2 separate regions of the Homo sapiens genome follow, and region 1 is linked to region 2. A link is a loop called in an ENCODE intact Hi-C map of the cell type or tissue named here. Cell type or tissue: GM12878. All regions are shown on one strand. Each heading gives the region's core, and the rest is flanking DNA. Links, peaks and the distances in the headings are about the cores only.

What was found. A loop is a pair of places that touch in the nucleus more often than their neighbours do. Peaks named below come from ENCODE experiments on the same cell type or tissue, not always from the same donor. Only the 100,000 strongest peaks of a DNase experiment are listed, where the experiment ranks them.
Region 1: a loop joins it to region 2, with 8 times the contacts of the local background. A loop is called at or near these places in 13 of 110 quality-filtered maps.

Annotation. Positions count from the first base shown.
Region 1 is chr17:31,247,954-31,253,343 of GRCh38, forward strand. It overlaps NF1 (neurofibromin 1), which reads left to right. Exons shown (of 58, transcript NM_001042492.3): 30 at 1,031-1,166; 31 at 4,985-5,047. Among named protein-coding and RNA genes, the nearest start is that of OMG, 47 kb to the right of the region's middle. In GM12878, for the core only: no CTCF peak of the experiment used is centred there; DNase peaks (open chromatin) are centred at 2,518 and 3,316; H3K27ac peaks cover 2,990 bases.
Region 2 is chr17:31,307,645-31,313,034 of GRCh38, forward strand. All of the region lies in intron 36 of NF1 (neurofibromin 1), which reads left to right. All of the region lies in intron 1 of EVI2B (ecotropic viral integration site 2B), which reads right to left. Among named protein-coding and RNA genes, the nearest start is that of EVI2B, 3.7 kb to the right of the region's middle. RefSeq lists an enhancer at 3,558-3,637. In GM12878, for the core only: a CTCF peak has its summit at 4,842; DNase peaks (open chromatin) are centred at 1,104 and 2,106; H3K4me3 peaks cover 4,688 bases; H3K27ac peaks cover 5,000 bases.

The sequences.
Region 1 (5,390 bases), core at 79-5,078, 60 kb before region 2:
GCACTTTAGGAGGCCGAGGCAGGTGGGTCACTTGAAGTCGGGAGTTTGAGACCAGCCTGACCAACATGGTGAAACCCTGTCTCTACTAAAAATATAAAATTAGCCGGGCGTGGTGGCCCATGCCTGTAATCCTAACTACTTGGGAGGCTGAGGCAGGAGAATCACTTGAACCCGGGAGGCGGAGGTTGCAGTGAACTGAGATTGCGCCATCACACTCCAGCCTGGGCAACGAGAGTGAAACTCCATCCCCCGCCCCCACCCCCCACCAAAAAAAAAAAACACCTGCATCATTCATATGTGTGTGTTAATTTTTTCATATGGGCATATACACATAGAGGATTGTGAATTGGAAAAATACATGATATTCTTGTTTTATCTGTCCCCTCTCTCCCCCTTTTGTTGCTTGGGTATTTTAAAGCATATCTCAGAGATCATGTTTCTAACATATACAGACTTAAACACACATACACGTGCATGTGCAGCCTGAGTATTTCCACACAAATTAAAGTTAATAATCCTGAATAATATATCTAAGACTAGTTTTCTGTTAAATTTTTTTCAGTTATCTCAAAGTTGTCTTTTTTTTTATTTTTATTTTTGAGATTCAGTCTTGCCCTTTCATCCAAGCTGGAGTGCAGTGGTGCAGTCTTGGCTCACTGCAGCCTCCACCTCCCAGGTTCAAGTGATTCTCCTGCCTCAGCCTCCTGAGTAGCTGGGATTACAGGCACCTGACTAATTTTTGTATTTTTAGTAGAGATGGGGTTTCACCATGTTGGCCAGGCTGGTCTTGAACTCCTGACCTCAAATGATCTGTCAGCCTTGGCCTCCCAAAGTACTGGGATTGCAGGCGTAAGCCATCCAGCCCTGTCAAAGTTGTCTTTTTTTTTTTTATAGTTGGTTGTTTAAAGATTCCAATGAAGTCTACACGTTGCACTTGGCTTAATGTCTGTATAAGAGTCTCTTTTAAGGAGTGATTTTTGTTATTTGTTTTAAACAAAAGTGTTAGGATTTTATTTTTATTTTTTTGTAGGTTAGAACCATCAGAGAGCCTTGAGGAAAACCAGCGGAACCTCCTTCAGATGACTGAAAAGTTCTTCCATGCCATCATCAGTTCCTCCTCAGAATTCCCCCCTCAACTTCGAAGTGTGTGCCACTGTTTATACCAGGTATGCTTACAGTTAGAGATTACCATTATTAATCTAAAGTTAAATTATGAAGAATGCTTTATCAAAGAAGGATCTAGCTGCTGATGGTGTGTGGTTAACTATAATACTGAGTCAGTTTGGATGAATAATACATTGAGAATTGTTGGAATTGTCTTTGAAAAAAACTTAAATATTACTTAGGCAACAGTTTGAAGTAAGAGAATACTTTAAAATACTAAATTTTACTTGCATTGGGAGCAAGTTTAAAATGCAGTGAATCCATTGGGTATGATGGATGTGGCTGAAATGAACATATTATGGATTTTTGTTGTTGTCATCTATTAACCTAAATTATTTACAGGGTGTTTCACAGTTGAGGCGGGTCTCCTCCTTGCTTTTTGCATTGTGAATTGCTTGATCATCTGTGATTTTGGTTTCTTCATTAATGTATAATTAGTTTGTGTCAGGTTTTCCCAGGATAGACTGATTGTTCTGTTTACTTTATGTAGCATATTTCTTAAAAGAGATACTGCATCATCATTCAGACCAAATTATTAGACCTTCTAACACTAGCACTGCAAGTAATGCGTCTGAACTCAGAAAATAGCCATAGTCATGGCCTTCTTTTTTAGGGAATTCGGTCTATGTTCTTTTATGTCTTCTACTGTGTTTTTGAATTGCACATTGCAGTTTTAGGAATTATTTATTCCAAGGGAGGTCCTGCAAATGCATATTAGCCTTTTGGAAACTGTGATTCTGGAAGAAACATTAGTGGGTCTGGAATTTGGGATAGGGGTGGATATAAGGGAAATACACAGTTATCAAAACCCATGTCTTTGTGTCTCTCTCTTTGCAGAGTCATCGCAGCCATTTGCTTTTTTAGCACACGGCTTCAGTTGCTTAGAGACGTTAACAGCATCATTGAAATCACCATTTTAAAAGCTGTTTGAGGCTGCTCTATGTGAATTTTTTCACCATTGCTATTTTTAAAGATGTATCTGTTCTATCTGTAAAAAAGCTTTTCACGGTATACATAGATGATAAAACATACTTAACCTTGTCTCTCTTAATTTATCATGACTTTTCTGCCTTTACAAAAAGGCTCAAGGAAACTTAGGAAAATCCTGTATAGTTTTTTCAACTAGTTAAGTCTGAGTCTAAAGGGTAGTTTAGTTATAATATGAAACTTAATACAGTGAATATCTTCTCAAGTTTGGGCTGTATTCAGGTTTCTCTTTAAATTTTATTTAGTAATTGTTCTATTGATGAAACTAGGCAGACAGGAAATAGCACATATTAAAAATAGTCTGGGTCAGCTTCTTGGTTGGCCTAGTAGTAACTGGTTTCAGAGAGCAAGTGGGTTTCTAAAATGACAGAGGCTTTGACTTTAGCTGGTTAAAAGTGAATGGGGACTGACTACATGATTACATGGTCTAGGAGATTGTAGTAGAATTTCTTCATGTGGTTGTCATCCTAAAAGAAAAATCTTTTTGTATCATGAGCAAAGTTGGAGACCGTTTTGAGACCATGATTCTAATAATGTAAAAGGAACAGGTCTTAGCACTTATTTAGTACTTAGGAAATATTTAATGAAGAAATAAATTTCCCATCCCTCCCACCTAAGTAAACAAGATTCTTGCCAGCTTTCACAGCTAAGAAAGGAGGAAAATAGTGAAAATAGATTTTTAAACACTATATGTGGTGATTATTAAACAGTATGTTATGCTTTTTAGAGCACTTCACAGTAAAATATCCTATATTATTTTAATAACAAACCTGGTTTATTATGTTAAAATTTCACATAAAATTATTATCTTTAAAAACATGAATTAAAGGTGGTATCAGTGCATTGTTTAAGTATTGGGTAAAAGCATTGTTGAAGAGCAGAGACAGCATGCTGTGTTGTTATTAAATAAGGCTTTATTTTTTAATTAGTAACTGGTAACAGGGAATGTTACATTTACTGATTAGAAAGAAAGATAGGAAAAAAGCTTTGGTCTCAAGATAGTATTTTATTGAGTCTGCTTCCCAAACCTAGTTTATTTCTTTTGGTTTGCTCTTTTGTTTTTATTCATCTTCCCTCTTCTGGCTTTTTCTTGCCCCTTTGCCTTTGGCAGTAACAGAAAGGTACCTTCCTGCTCTTCTGTGTTCTGCCTGGAGGGATAGTAGTCCCTTTGGGACCTACTGGGGAAATGTTGAAAGGGAAGTGAGTATATTGCTAGCTAATAAACTTCCCTGGACTTTAGCTCCTTTTTTGAGTTCATATCTTGGCCTTTAAGCCTTTTCAAATCATGTGTTAACCAGCTCTATTACTTTATATACCTTCCTTCCTTAGTTGACTGGATTAAGGTTATTTAAGAATAGCCAACTGTGAACATGTGTCAGATTTATAATTAAATCATTTTCTCATGTGTTGTTTTCACTTCTCCTGATGGTTTTAGGATAAAGATAAAATGATTCCCAAAGTGGATATTCTCGTATGGTGAGAGAATTCTAAGAACTAATTTATGATTCTAAATAAATCTCACCCTTTTTCAGTAAATCTGCTTCTCCAAACTGAAGTAGTTTACACACAGTTTTAAGGCTATAAATGATAGTTATATACCACTGTTACTAATACATTTGTATATAGTCTAAAGTTTGAAACAAAGCTCTGTGAGCTAAGGGGCTGTGTCTTGTTGTTTTACTGCTATTTCCCAATGCCTAGAATGGTATTTGACCTGTAGGTACACAGTAACTCTTTGGATGGATGAATGGGTGGGTGGATGAATGGATGTCTAACTAACTTAAAGCCCAAGTTATGGGTTATGGTGTTGGATGTCCAGAATTCCCAGAATAAGATGCCATCTATTTGTGGATTAAATAATTCTAACATGGTTTTAAAAATATTTTTAAAATAATTATTCTGCCTAGGCTAGTCCAATCAAGAGTCTTTTAATTTTGAAAGAAATCTTTGGTCTAGAAAGAGCTCTGAGAGATGAAACCAATATGTGCCTGGAGTTTTGGGGGTTTTTTAGGTGGCTTTTTTTTTTTTTTTTTTTAAGATATTTTGATAAATGGTCAACTGTAATATGTGAAAAGTTTTAAGCAGGCCTACAGTTTTGTTCTGTAATTTTCTCTGCAGTTTCTTCACTTTAATAATATTAATGCTTCTTACTAGTTGAGCTGATAACCTTCTTCTCCCAAATGTTGCAGAGCTTTTAACCTCCTCTGATTAGAACCATTTCAGGAAGTAGCCTGCAAACATTGAAAAATATGTGAAATGTTAAGAGTAATCTTTTTTAGAGAGAGAGGTCTTTAATTCAGAATTTCTAAAGTGAATTTTTATATTTATCCATATAATTTTTATTTCTTTATTCAGTAGGATCATAATTAAATGCCAGGTGTTGGAAAAAGAACTTAAAGTCAATTGAAGGATACACAGAGAAGAATTTTACATACCAAGAAAAAATTATGTAGACACAAATGTTTTTAGTGTGTGATCTACTTGTAATGAATATTTTATATTACATTTCTCAAAAGCTAGGAATTAACCAAAATGTAAATATTTAATATCCTCAAATTCACTTGGAGAGAGTTTTTCTGTGATTCATAGCCAGAAATAGTAGACATGATTGGGTCTCAACATTTCTTGCTGTTTTAGTGCTTGGCTTAAAAATGTAATAAAAATTAAAACCCAGAATTAAAATTCATTCCTCAAAATTCAGTTGATTTCTAATTTTTTGTTGATTCCATTTGTGTTACATTTTATGGTGTAATTTTATGTACAAGCCAACATTGTTTTTGTTGCTGTATGTAGTCGGTGCTGTGACTTGTTTGTGCTCATCTCTGTTCTGTAGGCAACTTGCCACTCCCTACTGAATAAAGCTACAGTAAAAGAAAAAAAGGAAAACAAAAAATCAGTAAGTTTGGAGAACTTTTTATTAGCTGTTTCTTTCAAAGCAAAACAAAAATCTTTTGCTGTTTGTTAAGAATATCTTCACTTCAGCCTATTTGACCTTCACTGTAAAATCATTCTACTAATTCTGGCACAAAATAGCTTTCATTTCAATTAACCCTGGAATTAAGTTACATTGAAACATTCTCTGTGTTCCTTTGGTTTGATTTATCCCAAAGGCAATTTGTGGGCATTTGTTGCATTGGATATCCTTGGTCTAATTTTATTATTGTTACTTTTTAAATTATAAATGAATGCAAAGAAACTTAATTTCAAGGCCTTAGGAAACGCTGACTGTCTTCATTCTT
Region 2 (5,390 bases), core at 222-5,221:
TCCTCTAAAGTGAAGAGTTCTACTGAGACAATTTGCAACTTTTGGTATAATATACTTGTTTTGCACATCATCAAACACAATGGCAACTATTTGGTTATCTCTTAACATTAGGGAATAGAAAATCTTAGGGTGTTAGATATTGGTATACATGATTAGAAACTATAGTTCTTCTGACTCATAAGCCTATATTTAGAGAGATTTGATGTTCTGTTGGAAGGTGCAATAAAGGTTTTACAAATTACCTTTTCAGCATATCTAAACAGCATATCATTGCTTACTCCTCTACCACTTGGTACACAGTGATGATAAATGGCCCTGTTTTAGTAGAAGAAAAGATATGTGATTTTTTTCCCTATACGAATAATTCAAGCCTGAATTTTAAAACAGTTCTCCTTTGAACTCTCCTGCACACTGCTGAATTAATCTTAAAAGTGTGCATGATCAGGTTACTACTGCCTTGCTTGAGGGTTTAATTTCTGTTAAGATAAAACTTCCTTTTTCTTTTTTTTTTTGGAGACAGAGTCGTTCTGTCACCCAGGCTGGAGTGCAGTGGCATGATCTTGTCTCGCTGCAACCTCTACATCCTGGGTTCAAGCGATTCTTGTGCCTCATCCTCCCGAGTAGCTGGGACTACAGTAGGCATACACTACCACACCTGGCTAATTTTTGTATTTTTAGTAGAGACAGGGTTTCACCATGTTGTCCAGACCGGTCTCGAACTCCTGACCTCAAGTGATCTGTCCGCCTCAGCCTCCCAAAATGCTGGGATTACAGGCATGAGCCACCACGCCTGGCCTGTTAAGATAAAACTTCTAAATTGAGTTTTCTTCCTTCTGGCTTGAGTTAACCAGTCCAGATTCACGTATCATGACTGAAACTTCTTATCCAGCCAAATGCATCCCTTTCCCACCTTGCATACTTTCTAAACACACGATTTTTCCCTGCTAAACAGACACTTCTATGCTGTTTTTTACCCTTCTCAAGGGTGTTCTTTTTTTTTTATTTTTCTTCCAGACCTAGCCTCTTCCCCTTTCTGGCTGCATATCTGAATCTGTCCTCATCTTTCAGACCTCAGTTTAAATTCCCCTTCTTAACCCAAGTTCTCTGTGACTGACTACAGCCCAAACAGATCAGTCATTTACTGAATTCCCCCTAGCTCTCATTTATTGTTTTTATGGTTCCTTACATAATTCATGTATGTATCTCACTCACACTTCTATTCTCTTAAGTAATTGTGTTTACTTTTCACATTTTCCTATACCTACTTCCTTGAACAAGATTATAAAGAACCTTGAAGAAGGCAGAAAGGAGAAAGAAAAATACTTATCTAGAGCATATTATGTGTTGTACTATCCCAGTTTTGCATACTTTATTTCACAGAACCTTCAAATGACTTTATAAGGAAGGTAAAGGGATCCCTTATTTACAGATAAAGAGACAGTGTCAAATGAGTTAAGCAGTTTGCCTGATGTTATACCACTCGAAGTGACAGATTGGGAGTTTGTACCCAGGGCCACCTGATTCCAAAGCATACATTCTTTCTGCTACCCTTTATTGCCTCATGTTTTTATATTTTGATTTCTTTGTAGTTAATGCCTTATATATTAGGAGCACAGTAAACATTTAACCTGTATTGGGCTTCTTGATTCCTTTCCATTTTAGTTTTTGCTTTTTACTAGTACTTCTACCAGAAAATAAGCAGAGGCAGTGAAATCTGAGTTAATAAATTCTGCTTTTTATCCATTTTGCAAAAGATTTAAAAGGGAAAATTTGAACACTTTTGGCATAGATATAGGGATTTGAATAATCTCTGGATGGTCATCATCCATGCAGTTCCTACCCATTATTCTTATAGATTACAAAAAAAGGCGGGGGGACTTCTTTAGAAAATGTTATTCTCTTCAGAACTTCATTTTAAAAATCTGTTTTAATGCTATGCAAAGCATCAGAAAATATAAGCCATGAATTGTCTTTAGCCAAAAATGTTTCCTCTTTTGTGACTTTGCTTAAAATAAGGAAACCATACGGTTCCTCTTTTCAGTTAGCTGAAAAAGGCATTAGAGAAGGACAGGGCCCAAACAGGAACATAATTTTAAACCCAGGTTAGTTTGTAAGATCAATTTTGATAGGCTCCTATCCTCTACTGTCAGTAGTAAGCTGGTGGAACCCTCCATGTATGAGATTTTCACTTGTCAGTTAACGGTTATGGCAATATTAAAACCAAATTCCATTTTTTGCCTATCCTAACACTTTCTACCACTCTTCAGTTAGCTTTTTATCCTCCTAGGATCTGCCACATCAGAGTACTAGAAACTGTATTAGAATTCTATGATGGCAATTCAGTGTAGTCCAGAGAAGGAGAAGAAAGATTTAAAAGAGGAATAAATAGGGAATATGGTAGTGGAAAAAACTGACTTTTTTCCCAGCGGTAATGAGGCCAGCGTTACTACCAGTGTGGAAGGTTATTTAGCATACACATTTTAAAATATGTAAGTGGTGTGTACCTGAAGTACCAACATTGTTTCTGTAGGTAAAGAACAATATTGGGCAGGGGAATAAAAAGGAGATTTAGAATAATATAAAAGGCAATGCAAAGAAATACAAAATAACACAAAAGAGAAAAAACAAAAACTCTAGGAAGCAGCGAACAGAAAAGAGGAAGGTCAATTGACTAGAGAAGATACAGAAAAGAAGAAAAGTTAATAAACAGGTGAAAAAAAAAGCAGTGGTTATATAATTAGCAAGAAGGCAGTGTAGATGATTGAAGTAGGCAAAATGAAGTTGGGGGTGGGGGGAGATGATTGAAGTAGATGAAAGAAGCAACGGCAAAATGCTGCTCTGTTGTGGCTGGCCTGTGTTTGTGAGTGCAGGGAGACAGTAAAGAGGAGCTTGCTTTCTAAAATGGAGGACCAGAAGGAACCATCCTTTCAAATTCATTTACCTTTCATTTCAGGCTCTCCTGTCTGCTGTGAGTATCCTTACCATCCTCTCCCTTTTTTTTTCCCTGACACTATCCAGAAGCATACCTAGCAATTATTCCAAAGAACCCATGTACCCGTGTACGTTTTATATAGAGTTTTCCAGAAATCCCTTAGTCTGCTGCTCAAGCAAATTTGTCAGCCCTCATATGCCGGTTTTTACTCATTATTATAGGCTGGCACTTTGAGGTTTAAATCTGTGATTTTGGTTCTTTTTCTTTGCTGAATATTTAGAATATTTTAAAAAGAAAAACATAAATTTAAACATTTTAAAGACAGTTACAGTGAAGCAGGAGTCCCCGTGTATAAGACATGTTCTTTTTTTTTTTTTTTTTCCGTTTGGAGACAGGGTCTCACTCTGTCACCCGGGTTGCAGTGCAGTGGTGCAATCTCAGCTCACTGCAGCCTCTGCCTCCTGGGCTCAAGCGATCCTCCTCACACCTCAGCTTCCCTAAAGAAGTTAGAAACTGCAGGTGCACTACACCACGCCCAACTAATTTTTGTATTTTTTGTAGACATGGGGTTTCACCATGTCACCCAGACTTGCCTTGAACTCCTGGACTCAAGTGACCCACCCACCTTGGCCTCCCAAAGTGCTGGAATTATAGGCATGAGCCACCGAGCCCGGCCATAGACATGTTCTTATAAATATAATGCATAAGTACTTAAAGGGTCCAGCATTTAAAATTGATGCTGTTAAGTTGGATATGTTAGGAAGTATGCCATTATCTTTTAAAGAGAATCAAGATTTGGAGAGCATATCCTAGACAAAAGACAAGTATAGATAGCTGTATCAATTACTTTGATATAATAAAAGTTGTGATGCAAATATAATAGATTAAAATTTAGCAGTAGTATTATCTCTAACTAGTGAAGTTTTGAAACCGTAAAAGAAAAAACCAGCCATTCTGCATCTTGAGGAAAAGTGGAAAGAGAAATTGACCTTCAACTACAATAGGAAGTATTTGATGACCATCTTGTATCATGATAGTGACCATTTACTGAGCACCCACCAAAGGCTAAGCAGTATCCTATTTTAATTAGCTAGGTGGTGGTTTTTTCATCCTACAGATAAGGAAACTGAGACACCACGATGTTGGGTAACTTGGCAGTATCACAGCTCTAAGTAGTGGCACTAATACAAAAATCATGCTAATCTTGTGCCAGAACCGTTTCTTTCTATCACATTTCACTGTATGTGCTATACTGCCTTTCATAGAAAAGTTATGAAATAGAAATGCTTTATGAAGGAAGGAGATGTGAGTTGGTGGGAATTACACGTAAATAACACTTGTAGGTAGTCTTAGATAAAGGGTAGGAAAGAAATACCTGAAAACCCATTTTAGTCCTGATTCTACGAAAACTATTATAAGAATTTGGAATGGTTTCTATAAAGTGTCATATTTAGTAAGTTTACTGAAAATTTTGTGGTGATTTTTTTTTTAAAGCTTGGACATTGAAAGGCATCAGATTTATGTTTCTCAATTCAAACTTAATCAGAATTAAAGTTTCCTTCTAAGTAGAATTATGTGGGAATTAGCTGGAAAACACAGGCACTACTAGTAAACTTTAGATTTGGGACTAACCCTTTAAAAACATGTATGGGACCAGGCGCAGTGGTTCCTGCCTGTAATCCCAGCACTTTGGGAGGCCGAGGTGGGCCAATCACTTGAGGTCAGGAGTTGAAGACCAGCCTGACCAACATGGTGAAACCCCGTTTCTACTAAAAATACAAAAAATTAGCCAGGCGTGGTGGTGGGTGCCTGTAATCCCAGCTACTCAGGAGGCTGAGGCAGAAGAATCTCTTGACCCTGGGAGGCGGAGGTTGCAGTGAGCCTGTGAGCCAAGATGGTGCCGCTGCACACCAGCCTGGGTGACAGAGGGAGACTCCATCTCAAAAAAAAAAAAAAAAAGTATGGGATTCTATGACAAAAACACACCATAAGGATCGATGGGAAATTTTTTAATTTTATGAAATATGACAGTGAAAAAAATTTAATATAATTTTATGACTTTATGCATAATGAAATAAACTAAATATTAGAAGTAGAAAAATATATAGACAAGCCTAATCTGAAAAAGAGATAAATATCTTTATTTTCTGACTTCCACAGTAATTACTTAGAAGAAATCCTTCTAAGAGAAAGTCATGAATATTTATTAAGTGTTGAAATGGGATATCACCCACTATGAACATATTATTCCCTGAAATTACAAGTCTATGTAAAATACTCTTTGCAGTTTTTATTTGCCCATTTTACCCACAGCAAGCATCTTTTATGCATATTAACAATTTTCTATTGTTTATTCTATAGGTTTCTTCTATCTTATACTATGTTCTAAAGTCTCAGATAATGTGACATAAACACGTAGATGATATTAATATACGCATGCATGTTTGATTATTGACTA